Linked DNA regions of Homo sapiens: region 1 is linked to region 2. A link is a contact called in ENCODE Hi-C or POLR2A ChIA-PET data. All regions are on one chromosome and are shown on one strand. The core of a region is the stretch at or near the end of the contact, and the rest is flanking DNA. Distances in the headings are between cores, read along the strand shown.

Region 1 (4,242 bases), core at 239-2,738, 280 kb after region 2:
ATTGCCGTAGCATAGTGTGAAATTTCCTGAACTTTTCAGGCAAAGAACCATGCCCGAGAGAAATAGAAGAATAAAAAAGTACTCAAGGGCTCATGTTTCTCAAACTTGGAAAGACTTATGTGGGGGAGGAATGGTGGCTTGTCAGTGCTATATACAGAGTTAGAGAATAAAGACAGCATGTTTTTACAGAATATCACATTTACTAGGAAAATGTAAGTAACATAACATTAGGTAATATTGAATCATCCAGAAATATCATAGAATAAAGGTAAAGTTGACATAATTCTTAGATAATCCATTGGTCTTGGAAGGACTCTTATAGAGATCTGTTTCAGGCTTTACCTTTAGGACCTTCAGGAACACTTGATCACTTTTCTGTGCCCTTAAGGGTCCTTTGGGAATAATGTTTGAGAAGCACCAACCAGCTGTACCCTCTGGGGAGTGATAACAGAAGGCAGAGTATGAGCATGGCCTTGAATAGTAAGCAGGAATTCTGCAAGCAACAGGGGTGGGAATGGGCCATAGCTTTCTGAGAACAATGTGCTCAGGGCAGCATTTTTTGAAGATCATGTTGGCAAGTTATAGTGGAGAAAAGGAAATAAAAGGGATTAGAGTCAAGGGGACCAGTTCAGAGGCTTCTGTAGTCATTCAGGAAGTAGGTAAAGGTGTCAACTCATCACAGAAAACTTTTCATGAGGATATAGGGTGCAGGCTGGGAGATATAAGGTAACATAGGAGTGAGGACCATGGGCATTTGGGTCACTTCTTCACATAACTTACTCATGCTTCCAGGGCTTGTTTGAACCCCATCTCCTATACGTCACTTCCATTTGATGGTAGAGTGCTGATGAACACACCCAACTTTATGGCTTGATGGGCCAGACAACAGTCAGTTCATCCTGGGAAGCTCAGGTCACATGGTAACTTGTAGCCCATGGTTAAATGTTCAATATCTACTAAGGCCCAGTAGGGAAAGCCAGATGAGTGGATATGGAGGGGGAGAGAAGGAAAACAAAGTGAGAACAGTGTGTTGGGAGGTAGGAATGACATCAATCCAAAGGTAGAAGTAAGCCAATGTGCCACTGGCCTGAGACAGACAGTGCCATATGGCTGGGGAAGCCTTCAGAGTGTATAATGTTGGGGAAGTAACAAGACATAAATTTGTATTTTCCTTTTTCACATTTTAATTAAAATATGCTGGGTGTGGAATAGATATTAGAGACAGTATTTTAGAAGTTCAGAGAAGAGAGTGATAGCTTTGGACTAGATGTTGTGGAGAGGTGGAATGGGAGAAGGCTTCCAGAGGAGATGGCACTTGGCCTGAGCCTCAAAGACTCAGTAGGACTTGGAGGGAATGAGAGAGCAGTGCAAACAGGGGAAAGGCATTGAGCCTGGAGTCCTTAAAATAATGCAACTTGGCTCCTGACTTTGATTCATGGGGGAGGAATTCACCCAAGGCCATCAGCCAACTGGAAGAGCTCAAAGGTCAAGGACTGTACATTTTTTCATAGCATTTCTCATTTGTTTGAGCTTAAACGAAGCTGAACCCTGCAGGGAAATGAGCACATGTTACGCATCTCTAAAGCCAGGAGGCTTCATGGCCAGGAAACTATGCTGGTCGGATAGTAATGCAAATGACTAATGCACCCTTCTGAGGTCTCATGTGGTTTGAGACCCCAGGAATCTGGGCCAGGCAGGAGACACATAGGCGGTGGCTCCAAACGAGAATGAGGGTGATTACACAAGAGGCAGCTCAGTTTGGTGAAGTGTTGTTCTGGGAATCAGGAGTGAGGTTTGCTCTCCAGTGTCCCTGAACAGGCCAGGTTCCTTCTCTGGTTTCAGTTACCTTGTGAATGTCTGGCTCTGACATACTAGGGGGCTATGGAAGACCTGGCAAATGTTTAGCCGTGTCTGCATCCTAATGGCAGATGTTAAAATCCAACCACATAGCCTTACTTGTTGCTCCCTAAACACCCGCTTTATACATCACTATGCCTTTAAACATTAAGTTCCCTTTACCAGGACCAGGCTCAGGGACAAGTCACTGTGCACATCTTCCTGCTCCCCCTTTAAGATTCAGTTCATTTCTCTTTGACTGGGAAGTTCTGACTCTCACAGACAGAGCTGGTCATTGCTGCCTTGTGCCTCCACAGCACTTGGGAACACAAAATTTGCCACAATTGGGATCTTGCAAAGAAATGTCAAAGGATTATCTCTTGTTTTTCTCCTGTGGGCTTTTCAAATTCAGGGAGGTCTTTGACTTGGGCTTTTCAGATCAGAATTCTCAGCCTCTAACACTGTGCCTGCCTGGAAAAAGGGCAAATCAATGAGACACAATATTCAGAGAAATAAAATTGTTTCTAATGAAGTTGGAGAGACTAATCTGTTACTTGGGTCTGTGTGAGTGGGCAATCTTTTCACCTGCTTGAGAGTTAAAAAAAAAATCATGAAATAGCCTCCCGATTTACTTTTCTTTCCCAGATTTGTACGTTACAGGTGCAATATTAGAAAGATCACAGGGCACAGAGTTAGACAGATGTGGGTTCAAATGCAAGGTTCACCACTCGGCTTGTTATGTTTTGTTAGAAAATCCACTTAACCCTCTGAACCTTTTCTTCATCTATAAAATTCAATAATATTGACTCCAAAAGATTAGTGTGAGGATTAAGTGAAGCAGGATACATAAAACTAGCATCATCAAAGGTTTTAGAAAGTATGTTAAACACCTACTGTGTGCCAGTCTGACACCAATAACCTTTGGGGAATCCTAATTGTGTATCTTGAAAGTCAGGCAAAGTAGAGCTTTGTTCCCACGCAGAGGACTCAGAGGTGAATTTACTTTCTTCCTAATCAGGAAAGAATTGCAGATGGGTGGGCAAGGTTGGGCCAGCTTCAAGCCTGGCAGATAACCAGTTAGGCTTAGCTGTGTCTATCCTGGTGCCAAAAAATGCTCATCCACAGAGCAGGGCTTTATCCTCAGGGAACGAGGGAACAGCTGCCCCCAGCTGTGCTTGCCACATGTTACTTTGCTTTGTTGAGACAAGCACTGCATGTGACCTGCTGCCCAGCAATGTCCCTTCCTCTGAGGCTGGCAGGGGCTCTTTCCAGAGCACCCCTCCTCAAAGGGACAAAACAGTATGATTCAGGTAACAGCCACTGATCTACTCTTCAGCACCAGGCTGTTTGATCTGCGCTTGCTCACTGAATCTTCAACTAGCTTAAGAAATAGCCACATTGTGCCTATTTAATACACGGGGGAACTAGTACCAGCAAATCTGTGATGCTAGAATTATTTGATTTATCTCAGCTTTAAAAACTGAATTCTTTCTTCTCTATAGTAGCATAGAATGGGGAGATTTGTACTTCATCTTCAGAAGACATTAATAATCACAACACAATAATACAAATTACAGTAATAGTTAACATTCACTGAGCTATTATTAGGCTTTTTTTTCATGAGGCAGAGTCTCACTATATTGCCCAGACTGGAGCACAGTGGTGTGATTTCGGCTCACTGCAACCTCCACTTCCCAGGCTCAAGCATTCTCGTACCTCAGCCTCCCGAGTACCTAGGATTACAGGAGGATTACAGGTGCCCACTACCAAGCCTGGTTTTCTTTTATTGTATTTTTAGTAGAGATAGGCTTTCACCATGTTGGCCAGGCTGGTCTTGAACTCCTGACCTCAAGTGATCTGCCTGCCTCACCCTCCCAAAGTGCTGGGATTACAGGTGTGAGACACTGTGCCAGCCTAAGCAGTGGTTTTCAATGGAAATTAATTTTGCCCCCCAACCCCTGAAACATTTGAAAATGTCTGAGACATTTTTGGAGTGCTATGGCATCTGGTGGGTAGAGGCCAGTGATGCTGCTAAACATCCTGCAGTACATAGGACAGTTCCCAGCAACAAAGAATTGTCTAGTCCAAAATGCCAGTTGTGTGGATGTTGAGAAACCCTAATGTAAATAATTTCAATGGATTATGTCTTTTCATTTTTATTAAGGCCAGGCATGGTAGATCACACCTGTAGTCCCAGCACTTGGGGAGGCTGAAGTGGGCAGATCATGAGGTCAGGAGATAAAGGCCATCCTGGCCAACATGGTGAAACCCCATCTCTATTAAAAATACAAAAATCAGCTGGGCATGGTGGCACATGCCTATAATCCCAGCTACCCAGGAGGCTGAGGCAGGAGAATCACTTGAACCAGGGAGTTGGAGGTTGCAGTGAGCCGAGATGGTGCCACT
Region 2 (4,602 bases), core at 896-3,395:
TTTCTCCGAAATTTATGAGAGGTGTGGAAAAGATTTCTATATGAAGAATCTCATTATAGCCTGATTTAGAAGAATAAAAATATCTGGGGGAAAACTCCCAAAGCCTAACAATAAGAGAATGCTTTTATAAACTATGGTGCAATGACAGAATGTTACAGAATTATTTTCCTTGGCAAATGGTCACATATGTAAAGTATGATCATATTTACATAAAATTCACCTCTTTACAGACAGACACACACACAGAAAAGACATTGGAGAGAAATAAACTGACATGCTAACTGTGGTATTCTCTGGATTGTGGGACTACAGTTGTTTTTTATTTTTCTCTCTATTCTTTTCTGTGCTTTCTCTTATTTTTCTGAGGAATGTGTATTCACCTTTAGATTCAGAAAAGAAACTTAAAATATTGATTAAACTAATGCTGTCTAGCAAAAAACATAACTTTATTATTACGAACAAGTGAGTAATGTAAATGGCTGTTATTAATACTAATGACAATTATTCAGTACTTAATATGTAATAATATATCAATATTATTACAATGATTTAAAAAGTAATAATTGAGTATTTATTATATATAAGGATTTAGTTAATAGTAAGGATTATAATCATTCTTGTTGTATAGATGACAAAGCTGAGACCCCTGATGAATAAGTGGCTTGCTCAAAGTCCGAGAGCTTTAACTGGTGGAACCAGGGCTTGAACTAGGTTTGCTTGACACTAAGGCCCCTGTTTTTCACCACCGAAGTTCAGGTGAATTCTCTTCTGGACAGCATGAGATATCTCGTGGGACAGCCCTTCAAAGTGAGTCTACCTCATAAGACAACATGGGTCACAGCCTGGGGCCTGCTAGAAGCTCAGCCCAACATTATTTGATAGAATCAGTTAGTTGTCAAAGCATCAACTTGAAAAGAGAATTCAATTTTCCCTAAAGTTGAGGAAAACAGGCTTTCTTCCCTATTTCCTTCAGTGAAAACAGGGAAAACACACACAAGAGAGTTCGAGTGCTAGATGCTGACCTTTTTCTAAACAAAGCTTCTGTTATCCATTTTCTCTGTCTTCCTACCTGACCCAAACCTCTTCAGATGGATGCAGTTTTCTTCTTTAAAAATATTAGTATCTTCAAGCAGGTTACAATCAAGGCCTCCGAGTCTAGGTGCCTTCCTACCTCCTTCCAGTGGCTGTGATGCTCCATGAAGTGTTTATATTTAACTCATGGAGAGCAACCTTATTTTTCTAGTTTTTTTTTTTTTTTTTTCCTGAGACAGAGTCTCGCTCTGTTGCCCAGGCTGGATTGTGGTGGTGTGATCTCGGCTCACTGCAACCTCCACCTCCTGGGTTCAAGCAGTTCTCTGCCTCAGCCTCCCAAGTAGCTGGGATTATAGGCACCTGCCACCATGCCCGGCTAATTTTTGTGTTTTTAGTAGAGATGGGGTTTTACCATCTTGGCCATTCTGGTCTTGAATTCCTGACCTTGTGTTCCACCTGCCTCAGCCTCCCAAAGTGCAGGGATTACAGGCGTGAGCCACTGCACCTGGCCTTTTTCTAGTTCTTAAGAAAGAGTGGTGTGTGGCCTGAGTCACTTCGGTCTCTAAGACCTGTGGTCTCCTACCACACCTTGCAGAGTTGTGGTAAGGATTAGTGATAGCATGCCGAAAGCATATTATTCTGTAGACTCCATGAAGGCAGGATAAAGCCAGCCTTGTCCCCAGATGTATCTCCATTTCTTAGCACAGTGCCCTGCATGCAGCAGGTACTCAGCACATCTGTGATAAGTAGGAATGTGAATGAATAAACATAGCACATTACCAGGGAGACAGTAGGTACTCAACAAACCCTAGCCATGATACACTATTACCCTGCTGCTCTCTGGCCCTTAGTCTATGCATCTGTATTAACAAGGGCTTGGACTAGTTGGTCTCTAGGGTACTCTCCAGCTCTGACATTCTATGCCTGAATCCAAATACTCCAGAAGCAACCTGGGGCTCAGGGAGGAAAGATGATCTTCTCAGCATGTGCACAGAATTATTTGGCGTGTTCTCCATGTGAGACGAAGAGCCTGTGTACCGTCCTGAGGCTCATTCTGCCCTCTTCAACACACCATCTGGACCTCTCCACTTGGCAGTTTGCAACATCTGTCAGAAGTGCTTGGTGCCAGGATGACTCTTGCTGCAAGCATGTCCTTGGAAAGCTCTGGAAATAGGGAGCCTGCCGGGAGTTTATGTAACATGCTGAGTGGCCAGAGGACTGTGCGCAAAGGGCTCTGATCCCATAGCGGGTCAGCCTGCTATGACCACTCAGGGTGACTCAACTGATTGTCACATGCAACTTACAAACTGCTGACGACAGAGAGCACTGTGGTGAAAGGGACAGGAAATTCTGCCTCTGCTTTATATACTTTTTGGTGGTTATTCCCCTTTTTATTCTAAAAAGGAAGGATTTGAGATTGCTGACTCAAATACAAAGAATATAAAAAATAAATTAGAAAATCAGAATGAAAGGTGTAGGGGAGAAAATATTTCTTTCCCAACCTATTGCAAGGTTTATGACTGATATCCCAATGACAAAGACAGATTAACAAGAGAAAAGCGTAACTTATTTGTTTAATATAGTTTTACATGACTGAGGAGTCTTTGGAAATGAAGGCCCAAAGATCCAGGGAAAGCTGCATATTTTTATGGACAGACATAATAGAAGCTTGATTGAAGGACAGAAGGGTATCATCCAATGGTGCAAAATTAGGGGGAACTTAGCAAGGTTTATTTGTTCAGATTCTTCTTGGCCTCTGGATATAGGGCAGGACACTTCTGGAATGAGGGTCTTGTGACCTACGTTTAGGGGAGGTAGGTCAGAGAATTCTTTTGTGGCCTGCTTCAGGATAGAAAGGCCAGAGAAAGTCAGAGAGACCGTCCCACTTTTATAGTTTTCTTAATTTCCTCCAGCTTAAAGTCCTCCGTGTGTCAAGATGCCATATTTTGGGGTATTATATTGTGAGCCCTGACAAGGGAAAAGACTTGCTGGGGGTCTCTTCTACTTGCCTCTTCAGACCTACTCCACCTGCCGTCCTGCTGTCTGCCCTGGGGCACTGACCATGTGGCTTATATCTGGATTTTTACTGGCTTTGGCCATGGGGCGCACCAGCAGGAGATCAGAGGGAGGAGGGGAGTGAGGTCCTGAAGTCACTTTGGGCAGGCTGTGTCCTTCCCTAGAGGACACAAATCCTCTCAAATTGACCTTCTCAGTAAGACTCTTTCTTTCTAGACAGGTAATTGCTCTGTCTCCTGGGACTAGTGGTGAAGCTCCACTGTTATTGGCCCCTGGATAGTGCACTGTCTGTTGTACTTCCCCTATCTCCTGCCCACAGCTCTGTAAATAGCCCCGTTTTAAATAAACCTTTCTTGAATTATCTTAAATTGAGTGTTCCCTCTGTTTCCTGTTAGGACTTGACTGATACATAAGGATAGAAAATACAAGAGGGAACCAGAAATAATGCTCATGGATGAGATACAAATTGTAGTGCCCTGTACATGTGCCAAAAAAAAGATGTGAGTGTGTGCTATCCGTTTGACTTGAGCTTCCTAGTGACCAAAGCAACAGAACCATAGGAGGAGGTCTCCAGTCATCATTTCTTACCACCAGAGTCTAAGGGACCTTACTACATAAAACTCTGTCACTCCCATTATCTTGTGGGTTAAACTGTGTCCCCCAAAATGATAAGCTCAAGTCTTAGCCACTAGTACCTATGAATATGATCTTATTTGGAAACAGGGTCTTTGCAGATGAGACCACCTTAAGATGAACTGATAGCAAAGTGGTGTGGGCCCCTAATCCAATGACTGGTGCCCTTAATGAAGAGAGAAATGTAGACACACAGAAACATACTAGGAGGATGCCATGTGAAGATGGAGGCAGAGGCTGGAGTAATGCCCAACTAGAGGTTAGGAGAGACACATGGAACAGTTTCTCTCTGAGTCTCTAGAAGGAACCAAACTGGCCGACACCTTGATTTTGAACTTCTGGTCTCTGTAACTATGACAGAATAAGTTTCTGTTGTTTTGAGCCACCCAGTTTGTGGTACTGGGTTATGACAGCCCTAGAAAGCAAGTACACTTTGAAGTGGCATCAAGACTCTTGATATGACTATGCCTACTTTCTAGCTTCATCTCCCACCACTCACCGGCTTGCCCTGTTTGTCTGGTTCTTACATCACTGTGCTATCCCAGAGTCCTCAGCCTTTTGGCTGTATTCTTATCACAGCCTGGATTGCCTCTTCTACTTTTCACCCTGATAGATTCAGCTCAGGCGTGGCTTTCCCCAGGAACCCTTCCCTGGCTCTCCCAGCTGTCTTGGGTCCATCTCCTTTGAACTCCCATATCATTGATAATAGGCACCTGATGCATTTGTTTCCCTCCCTCAACAGTAACCTCCTCAAGAGTGATATCATGTTCCTCTTTGCATCCCCAGGGTCTAGAACAGTGCCTGGCACACAGTAGATTCCCAATAATATAGATATAAATATCCTCAGCAGGATATTTGTTTGGGGTACCTGCTACCAGCCAGGTACTTTTCTAGCCACTTCATATGCACTTCATTTGTGGT

Evidence for each region. A loop is a pair of places that touch in the nucleus more often than their neighbours do. ChIA-PET counts read pairs that join two places held with the same protein, here RNA polymerase II (POLR2A). Pooled maps may share reads with other maps.
Region 1: a loop to region 2 is called in a map of IMR-90, with 6 times the contacts of the local background. The contact joins two enhancer-like sites. A Hi-C loop is called at or near these places in 2 of 168 maps with a recorded cell type or tissue (IMR-90 and chondrocyte) and 3 of 50 pooled maps. POLR2A ChIA-PET finds 5 or more read pairs at or near these places in 1 of 52 experiments (PC-9).

The regions. Positions count from the first base shown.
Region 1 is chr1:55,717,448-55,721,689 of GRCh38, forward strand. No RefSeq gene overlaps it. Among named protein-coding and RNA genes, the nearest start is that of LINC01753, 230 kb to the right of the region's middle. RefSeq lists enhancers at 2,512-3,012, 3,013-3,513. Within about 2 kb of position 1,489, at least 17 of the 41 ENCODE cell types and tissues checked have a DNase peak (open chromatin) inside an H3K27ac peak, as active enhancers do; they include IMR-90, where a contact is called at or near this core.
Region 2 is chr1:55,441,511-55,446,112 of GRCh38, forward strand. No RefSeq gene overlaps it. Among named protein-coding and RNA genes, the nearest start is that of MIR4422, 220 kb to the left of the region's middle. Within about 2 kb of position 2,146, at least 11 of the 41 ENCODE cell types and tissues checked have a DNase peak (open chromatin) inside an H3K27ac peak, as active enhancers do; they include IMR-90, where a contact is called at or near this core.